Regions from separate parts of the Mus musculus genome. Here region 1 is linked to region 2. The links are chromatin loops, found by intact Hi-C in ENCODE. Cell type or tissue: gastrocnemius. All regions are shown on one strand.

Region 1 (5,000 bases), 48 kb before region 2:
GGGTACCCAGGAAAGGGATGGCATGTAAGCTACATCAGGCCAGGCAGTGGTGGCACACACCTTTAATCCCAGCACTTGGGAGGTAGACGTAGGCGGATCTCTGAGTTCAACGCTAGCTTGGTCTACAGACTGAGTTCCAGGACAGCCTGGGCTACACAGAGAAACCCTGGCTTGACAAACCAAAAAAAGCTACATCAGAAGGGATTCCCCTCTCCTTTGTGTCTCTCTCATTTTTTCCTCAAGGAAGTGAGGACTCGTGTGCCCTTTCCCAAGGGGAGAAGTTTTATGAGGACATGTCTGTTGAGAGAGCACCATGCTGCCTCTGTACCAGGCTTGCTTCCGTCAGTTTTTGTTGTTGCTTTCTAAGAAGTCACCAGGAAGTGCTTCCCACCAGATCTGCTTCTATCTAGGCATGTAACTGTAATTTTACAAAGTGTACAGTACCTCCATTACCATCCCATGAGTCTCTTCTGTGTTCCCCTCCACCCTCTGACCCCCACCTCCACCCTCTGACCCCTCCTGGCATTACGATGGCTTTACCTTATCTTGTTCCAGAACGTTATGTAGAGTCAGGTTGTATACGTGTGTCTGGCTGAGCATACTGTGTGGAACTCTCCCAATGGTTATTATTTGTGGTTTGCTGGCCTTTTCGTGTTGTCTACCTGTGGACTTTGTCCCTTTACTGCTTAATCATATCCCCTCAGATGACAGTAGCAGACTTCCCCTTTCTGTGTTGATACTCATTTGGATCTTTTTGCTTTTGCTTCTATGAACAGTGCTACTATCAGCAAACCTTTGTGTAGATACATTTTCATTTCTTTTGTGTAAATACTTAGGAGTAGAATTACTGGGCCTGAGAACAGAGTGTGAAGTCAAAACTACCAAACTTTTCCAATCTGTAGATGACCGTACCGTTTTGTAGTACTGGCTGCAGTGTTCAAGTGTGGTTGCTTCTTGCTCTCATAGTGTTTGGTGTTAAGTCTTTTTAATTTTAGATGTTCTAGCAGGGGTGCACAATTACCTTTTTGCAGCCTTAATCATTTCTCTCATGGCAAACTATTAGAACACTTTTTCACACGTGAATTGGTCCTGGATCCTGTCTATAAGATTCATTTGTTCACTGCCTTCATTAAGCTGTTGATCTTTTTATTAATGAATTTCAGGGACCTTTTAAAATGAAGTCTGAGCCAGGCAGTGGTGGAGGCACTCTGGAGGCAGAGGCAAATGGATCTCCATGAGATTAAGGCCAGCCTGGCTTACAGAGGGAGTTCCAGGACAGCTAGGGCAGTTACACAGAGAAACCCCGTCTCCAAAAACCAAAAAAGACCAAAACAGCAGCAGCAGCAGCAACAACAACAACAACAACAATAACAATAAAAATGGTCTGGCTAGAAATTCTGTGTCCAGCTTTTACACCTGTTTCACTCACCCACTTCATTGCTTTTCTGCTCTTTTTCTTTCAGTCTTGTTTAACTTCAAAAAAAAATTATCAAAAACTTTTCTGTTTGTCTTTACAATTATTACTCTATATCCCATTTAAGGATATACTTGCCTACTCTACATTAGGATATTGTCTATGTCTTTCTAGAAACCATATCGTTTTAGTTTCCATGTTAGGTCTAAAATCTTTTTTTGTTGTATTCCATTTTTGTTTTTCAATACTCAGGAGCCCAGGCTGTTTTGGAGCTCACTGCAGACCAGGCTGGCCTCGCATGCAGAGATCTGCATGCACCACCTCTGAGCAGGTCGAAAGTCTTGTCTCAGATCATTTCTTCCTTTTGGTGTGAACTGGAGGCCAGGCTCCTTGTCCCTGTTTGGTACCAGCCCTGTCTCCTCACCATAGGTTTTTGAGAGGACGGTTCCTTGTTTTGTGGCTTGTGGCAAGAGTCAGCTGACCACTCAGTGTACGCTCTTTCTGGACTTGTGATTTGCTCACCTTTGTCGATCTCTATGCCATCATTACACCATTTTCACCACTGAGGGGGGTTGTTTATTTGGGTTTTATTTGGTTTGGTTTTTTTGAGACAAGGTCTCTGTATAGCCCTGGCTGACCTTGAACTCACAGAGATCCACCTGCCTCTGCCTCCCAAGGGTTGAAATGAAAAGACTGATAACAGTACCCAGCTACTGTAGGCTTATAGTTGAAATCTGGGTTGTTTCAGCTAGCCAAGTCCTTTCCATAGCTATGCAAATTATAGAACCTAAAACTTTAGAATCACCTAGCTTTGGGCTTTTTAAAACCTGCTAGGAATAAAATGATCTATTATGAATTTATTGGCTATTTGAGAAAGACTTTAAACTGTAAGTCATGTTTAAACATTATTAAGCCATCTAGTTTATGACAGTGTCTTAATCCTGGATTTATTTAGGTTTTTTCTTTGTAGCTCTTGTCATAGCAGTCTTCACATGGTTTGGTTTCTTTATGGGGAAACTCTGCATTCCACAGTGACATTCTGAGTGAAGAGTTGATGGCTGCTTAGACACATACACACAAACACATATGTGGTTTCTCAATTCCCTACAAACAATTATGTATCAATTTTATAGGAGCAAGACAATTTAGAAATCAGAAGGGAACCATGCATAAAGGTAGGGAGTGGGTGCTATTATTTTGTTATTGATTCATGAAGTGGAGTCTTTGTTCCCAATGCAGCAATCTGTGTAACCAGGGTCCTTGCTTTTTTTTTTTTTTTTTTTTTTTTTTTTGCTTGTAACAGCAGGTCAGCACTGATAAGTGATCTCCAGTAATTTAATTCAAGCATTACTTTGTTTTTTTATAGGCATTGAAGTATATAGGGAATAAAGTAAGAAGACAAAGAATGTGGGGAGGTGGACCAAAGAAAACCAAAATAGAAGAAGCAAGAGAACTCCTGGCTTCTACCATTCTGACCCACGTACCAGTGAGTATTGCCAGCTATGAGTGGTGCTTGTGAGACTCGTTAATTCCTTCTAGACTCCTGTGTAATGGTTTATGCTGCTTGGAGTGTATTCTAAAGAGGAGTGGACTGTCTCACTAGAATTTAACCCCCATCAGCAGCAGGTTGCAGTCAGTATTGGCTGCATCCCTTTTTAAGATGCTCATTGGCTGAGAACATCCCCGGCGCCTGGAATTCCATTGTCCAGCTTCCATCACCTACGAGGAAGTTCATCCAGGTTAGCTGGATGCTTTGCTTTGTTTCCTGACTGGGGAGTGTACAGAGCGAAGGCTGGCGTCTGTCTGCTGGCCGTGAAGTAGGTCCTGTTTGTGTCCTGTTAACCCATCAACTGTGTGGCATATGGTGCATTGCCAGTCACAGCCTTTCCCACATTGAATGTGTGTGCTCCTTTTGCTAAGTCAGAGCTACCCACTGTTCCGTCATGGATGAGCTGATTCATAGTTCAGAGTTGCAGCCTTCAGGGAATCGGTGGAAGTGGACTGGCCTGTGATGGCAGTCAGCTTCCGTTTTCTAACCTTAGAACACTTGGAGCAAACAATACATACATCTACACTGCTCCATGGCTTCTGGTATATGACTGTGATCTCATTCAGAGAATTACAAAGTTGTTATTGAAGCTATATCTGAACTGAATTTTAAGCTCTTTTGGAAGATTGAAAGGGTTTAAAATTCAAAACAACAAAAGTGGGAGATGGGAGCAGTAAGAGCTTTGGAGTTGTGGTGTGGTTGTTCAGATCCAGGTGTTGAACTCTTGTATTTCCTTGCACTAACTTGAATTTCTCTGAACTTAAGTTTCTTCATTAGTATAATGAAGTAAGACTACTTCTTCCCAAGTCTCTCGCGATTATTCAGGGATGCAGGCTATGCAGAGAGCTCTTGTTTTCCAAGATGGTGTAGGAGCCTGGCTGACCTTAATACTGTAATGCAGAACAGGCCTCCTTGACGCTGCTGGCTGTGCAGACCTTTGCTAAATTTGGCTCATAAGGCACACCTCCTTTGCTCCTTTGCAAAGACTGAAGTACTATTTCTAAATGTCGGCTATACATCTTTCATTAAAGAATAGATGAATTAGGAAAAAGCTTAACAGTTTTCAAATATTTTAAGACAGGTTTTTGATTTTGTTTTTAAATCCAAGTTAAAACTTTGGAAGCAATAAAGGAACGTAAGGTAATACCAAGGTAAAGCAGTGATATTTGTTGTTCCTCAAGACCCAGGCTCAAGAGCACCCCCTAGACAGCTGCCTGGGAACCAGTTAGCAATCGTGAAACTACCCTAGACCCAGGAGCCAGAAGCTCCAGAGTGAGCCTCAGGCTGGCCATATATATTTTCACAAGTCCCAGATGCCTGTGACACATACACAGATTTGAAAGCCTTCACCAGTAGGAGTGGTGAGATCCAAAAGGTCCCAGGGTTCTGTTGACATTGGTTGCAGCACGCTGTGCTCATTTTAGAGCTTGCTCACTTCAGGTCATTTGTGTTTCTGCCCCCCCCCCCCCCAAAGCATAGTCTCAGCTGCTGTTAGTTGTCCACAAGTCATGTCAACCATTAGAGTTGAGCCATCCCGCTTCCCATATAATTCTTTATGACATTAGCCCCGTGCTCAGAAGGGATTTCAGTTCAGGTCTAGTGTTGGGTTTCTAGGGGAGGTGGGTAAAATGAGTTACACAGCACAGCAGGAATGGTTGCTATGAATATTTATGTTTACTTTTGCCTCTAAGTCCACTAGTATTTATGTATGTGAAAGGGGAGTGTGAACTGGGCTTTGTTGAAGATTAAAAATATTATTGATAAAATCTTTATTTTTCTCATTGATAAGCAAAACAACCATTATCAGTTATTAAACAGCCAGAAGAGTTAGATGATCAATGCAACTTACCCAACATTAAGATCAGGAAAATAAAATGCAACAGAGTTTTGTAAATACTGAGAATATAAACTATTTATTATCATTGCGTAACAAAAAGCTTCAAACCTCAGTGGCAGAGTGTGACTGTGTTGTATCTTTTGGTCTGTGTTCACTCGCCTTTACCCAAAGAGAGAGGGATTTTTGTCGTGGGCCTGTCA
Region 2 (5,000 bases):
TCAGGACCCATCTTGCCTTCTGCTGGCAAGTTCCTTTCTTTCTTCAAGAAACCTCACTCTGCCATTTGTCTCGTCTTTCCATACATCCACCTGTTTCAAAATCACTTCCTTTTCCTCAGTAGAAGATGTGCTCCGATATGTTTGTCATCTTAGAAGAAAAGTAGATTCTGGGTCCATTCCTAGCTAGCTCCCCTTCTGCTTCTCTCTTTTGGGGGTCTCCCCTGTTGCTGCCTTTCCACCTCTCTCCATCCCACTGAAAGAGCTACAGTGCAGGTGACCAACGGCAGCCTGTGCTCTTTCCAGTTGAGGAGTGTTGTGTTGTGTTATGTTGCTTTGCTGCCCAGGGGGTATGTTAGTTACAGAGGACAGCAGTGAGCCAGCCAATGCCATCGTGCCCTTTGGAGCTCACAGCCTAGTCCAGGAAGAGGGGAACAAACAGATAAGGAAGCCCAGGGTTGGGCAGATTTGCCCGAGTCAGTGACATCTCCTGTTCTAGTCCAGTGGATAGTGTTTCTCTCATCCATGTGGTACCTCTCATGACACCGCAGACAGACCCTCCCCTTGATTTTACTATTAGCACTGCGTTACCATACCCCATCCCCTCCAGTCTAGTTTCCCACAGTCTCCCCTCTTGTGTGGCCTTGTCCTTGTACTGGCTAGTAATGCCTGCCCCTTTCCTGGATATGCTTCCCTACTCGGAGAAGCCTAACCCTCACTCTCTGGCTCTTTACTGATGTGCCCAGAAGGACATCTGCCTGTGGCTGACTCCATGTAAGACCTGAGCCAAACCGTCCAACTCTTGGGAGACTCCTCATGGTGTCTGTTGTATAAAAACTACGAAGCAAGGTGTTTTGAGGACAGCAATAATGTAGTAGGTTGAAGGGCTGTTGCAAAAGTGGTTACGCGCTCCAACCTGAATCTGATCAGCTCTCAAAACTCAGCTCTGCTCTGTGTGACTGTGTGGTCTCTCAGAGCATCGGTTAATGTTGTCTATAATACAGTGATAACCATAAAAATATTACACTATGTCTGCCTCGTAATAAATGTATAAGACTGTAGAAGGAAAATTGTAAAATTTAGATTTAATGTTGGAAATGAGTAACTTTTTAAAGCATGAGAGGAGAATATCAGAGTGTTTTGTGGTAGGATTGAAGAGCGTATGCCATACAGTGACAGCGTGACACAGGACAGTTAGAGGCTGTCTTGTCTTCACATCAGGTACAAAGGTGCGACAGACTCCTACATCGAGAAAGTGATGATCTCTTCCAACGCCGAGGATGCTTTCCTCATCAAGATGCTCCTGAGACAGACGCGGCGCCCAGAGATTGGAGACAAATTCAGCAGTCGCCATGGACAAAAGGGTGAGTGGAACTCCAAGTGTTGCAAGCTGTTTCTCAGATTCCCCTGTTAACATTCACGATTGAGGCCATGACGGTGGGTGTGGTTATCCAGTCATTCACTCATTTCATTTCCTCTGTGCCCAGAATTATACATCGCAGCACCATACCCTTCGAAGTGCATGGGACAAGAATAGTGATTCTTCTTAGGAAAGGCACGTGCTTGAACTATTCTGTGTTCTGTTGGGTCATAGAATCTCGGCGCTAGAAGGTACCTCAGAATTAAATATCCCTTCTTTAACAGATTTGATTACCCTCATTCACTTGCCTGATTATCTAGACGAACAGAATTTGACATGTTAGGAAAATGTCGGTATCCCTTACAAGAATTCACACCGTAAGAGAATGTCCCATTCTGTATGAACCTACACATGTCACATTACTGTCCTGGATAGTTCTATGCCAGCACAAGCTGCAGTCATCTGACAGGACGGGCCCTCAATTGAGGAGATGCCTCCATAAGATCCAGCAGTGAAGTATTTTCTCAGTTAGTGATTGAAATGTAAGCTCCCCTCTGCCCATTGAGGATGCTGCCATCCCTGGACTGGTTCTATAAGAAAGCAGGCTGAGCAAGCCAGTGAGCAGTACCCATCCGTGGCCTCTGCATCAGCTCCTGCCTCCAGGTTCCTGCCCTGTTTGAGTTCCTGTCCTGACTTCCATCAGTGACAAACAGTGATGTGAAAGCAGAAGCCAAATAAACCCTCTCCTCCCCAGCTTGCTTTTTGGTCATGATGTTCATCACAGCAATAGAAACCCCGGCTAAGCTACAGTCCAAGTCCATTTGCTACTGTGTGAAGACTTGGAGACTGATAAGCATGGCAAGCAGAGCTTATCTACTAGGTTCAGTCCCACTGAAGTTACAGAAACACGCCTTTCCAGTCTTACGTGTAGTGAAGCCTTTCTTAGAGCGGATGCTGAATCAGCTCATGGTAAGAGTGTCTGAGTGACCAGGGGAGGGTTGAGGCTCCCTGCAGTTCTCCATGGGTGGGCTGCCTTTGGATTTACCTGGAACACCCTGTGAGTCCACACACAGACAGACAGAGCACCGCTGTCCACATGAACCCTAGTCAGCAAGCGCCATTAGACCGGGGCCTCCGAGTGAAATGTCAGGAAGGCTTTGTGTTGTAGCATTTCCCAAACTGTCAACATGGCAGGGACCAGACTCCCTGGCAGAAGCGCCTTTGGCTCAGTTGTGTGTACAGTGGCCTTAGAGACCCCGTTGGTCTTCGGGCCTCTGACATACATGTTGCTCTGCAAGCTGAAGGGCGTCCTCCCAGGGTGGCTGACCTTTACTTCAGTGAGGACTTTGTCTTCCCAGTTTTCCTTTTCCAGATGCCTTTTAATCCGAGGTAAGACCTCCTGATTAGCCCCCACTCCCTTGACAGTCCTGTCTTATAGTCTTGTCAGATTTATTGAAAAGCCAGGAGGCAAAAAGGGAAGCAGCCAAACAGAAAAATAGGTGACAAAGACTTTAAGAGAGTAGTGAACAACTAGAGCCTTTGGGTGAATATAACTTTACATGCAAGCATGATTTTTATCAGGTAATAAATACACAGTATCTTGTTCCGTGTATTTGTGTTTATGTCTGTATATACAAGCACATCTCTGGCAGTCAGGGGACAGTTTTCAGGGGCCCTGTCCTTCCATCCTGTGCCTTCTGGAGTTCAGACTCAGGTCATCAGACTTGGCAGCCAGCACCTCTGCCTGCTGAGTCATCCCGCCGGCCCACGCACATGATCTGAAAGGTTGGTTTGAAGTGGAGGATTGGGCTGCTGAGATAGTTATGTGGTAGATGACGTCCCTCTGGAGTCCCTGAGCCTACAGCACTGCAAATAGAACAGGAGCCGTGCACTAAAAGGAGACTTGGTTCTCATTTCTCCTCCACCTGTGTCTCCCATAAGCAATCTCGCCCCGTTTATACCATCACCTTTCTAAGTATTCTTAGACATGCTCATTCATTTTACATGCTACTTACTGATTCACACTTAGGTGGATAGGTGGGTTCAGGAACTTACACCTCTCCTCACACCCTACCCACAGTACCCTGCATAAGACTGTTGTGATACTGGGTCATTTAGCTACATAGACAACATTTAATACAAAGTACATAGTCATTAGAGGATGGCTCCTCTGTATGTAAGTTTTTCTCAGTAATAGTTTCCTCTCATCTCTATTTGCTCTTCTGGGCATTACCTATTTGGCTTTATACTGTTCTTGCATACCATCAGCAGATACTTTGTACATCTTTCCTCGGGACCAGTGCTCTATTTAGGGACACACATCTCGCTTTTGGAGCCCCCTTCTTCCTGCTCCAGACTGTGGCATTCACCCTCGGAAGCAGAGCTTCTCAGCAGGATTAGAGCTCAGTGTCTGGTTTGGGAGACAGCTCCACTTATAAGGTACCTGCCGCACAAACAGTGGACCTGAGGTCAGAACCCCAAAACTCATGGGAGAAGAAAAAAAAAACAGAACAAAGCAGGCGTATTAGTGCGCATCATAGTCTCTACACTGAGGAGGGAGAGGAAGGACAAGAGGATCCCTGGGGCGTGCATCAACCAGTTTGACTAAATTGTGGGTTCTACCTTCAGTGAGAAACTCTGACTCAAAAAATATGAGATAAAAACTGAAGACAGCTAATGCTGAGCACACATTCTGGTGAGGTGTGGCTTTAAAATAGTGCTCATGATCCAGCAGAGGCAGAAACTGTCTTATGCCTAGTGCTATTTCTTGAGCCCTGAACAGCTGTTTCACAAGAAGGCTGGGTATGCACTGTAGGACTATATTAAGGCTGCTTTAGCAAGGACCACAGATCCAAGAGGCTCACAGCAGCAATAGATTTTCTTATTATCTTGAGGCTGGCCACCCAAAGGCAAGTGGTAGCAGATACAGGTTCTTCTGAGGCCTTGCTGCTTGGCTTGCAAACTGTCACCTCATTCCACCTCAAATGGCGTGTTTCCCTCTTCACACACATCCCTAGTGTTTGTCTTATCAATATACTAGGCATGTTGGATTAGGGTTCATCTCGGTGATTTCATTCCACTGTAATTACCTCTTTTGTTGTTGTTGTATGAGGGGAGGAGTTTGAAGGTTTTGTTTACTTTTGAGACAGTCTCATTCTATAGCCTTGGCTCAATATGTAGCCCAGGCTAGCCTCAAATTCACAGAGATCCACCTGACTCTGTCTCCTGATGCTGGGAGTAAAGGTACTAAATACAACTGCCAGCCTCTTTTCCTCATACAATAGTTGTTCTTTAAATTATTGAGAAAGGATCATGAAAAATAAATCTTTTTTGGGGGGGTGGGGGGGTGGTGAGACAGGGTTTCTCTGTGTAGCCTTGGCTGTCCTGGAACTCACTCTGTAGACCAGGTTGGCCTCAAACTCAGAAATCCGCCTGCCTCTGCCTCCCAAGTGCTGGGATTATGAGGTCACATATGTATAAACATGTCCTAACTTCTGTCATCCTCTTTATTGGTCTGTGTGCCACTGGGGATATTCTAGCATGAAAATTGTTTCCCTGCAGATTTTGACTGCATTACTGTGTAGTAGATCTAGTGTTGCTGTTTCATGTAAACTGACATCACAGGATTCTGTGCTGTGTGTGT

The links. Peaks named below come from ENCODE experiments on the same cell type or tissue, not always from the same donor. Only the 100,000 strongest peaks of a DNase experiment are listed, where the experiment ranks them.
Region 1: a loop joins it to region 2, with 3 times the contacts of the local background. A loop is called at or near these places in 4 of 42 quality-filtered maps.

The regions. Positions count from the first base shown.
Region 1 is chr10:84,649,894-84,654,893 of GRCm38, forward strand. Polr3b (polymerase (RNA) III (DNA directed) polypeptide B) reads left to right here. Exons shown (of 28, transcript NM_027423.2): 11 at 2,781-2,900. Among named protein-coding and RNA genes, the nearest start is that of Gm17249, 30 kb to the left of the region's middle. In gastrocnemius, no CTCF peak of the experiment used is centred here; no DNase peak of the experiment used is centred here; H3K27ac peaks cover 294 bases.
Region 2 is chr10:84,698,181-84,703,180 of GRCm38, forward strand. It overlaps Polr3b (polymerase (RNA) III (DNA directed) polypeptide B), which reads left to right. Exons shown (of 28, transcript NM_027423.2): 23 at 1,219-1,361. Among named protein-coding and RNA genes, the nearest start is that of Rfx4, 55 kb to the right of the region's middle. In gastrocnemius, no CTCF peak of the experiment used is centred here; a DNase peak (open chromatin) is centred at 3,104; H3K27ac peaks cover 2,820 bases.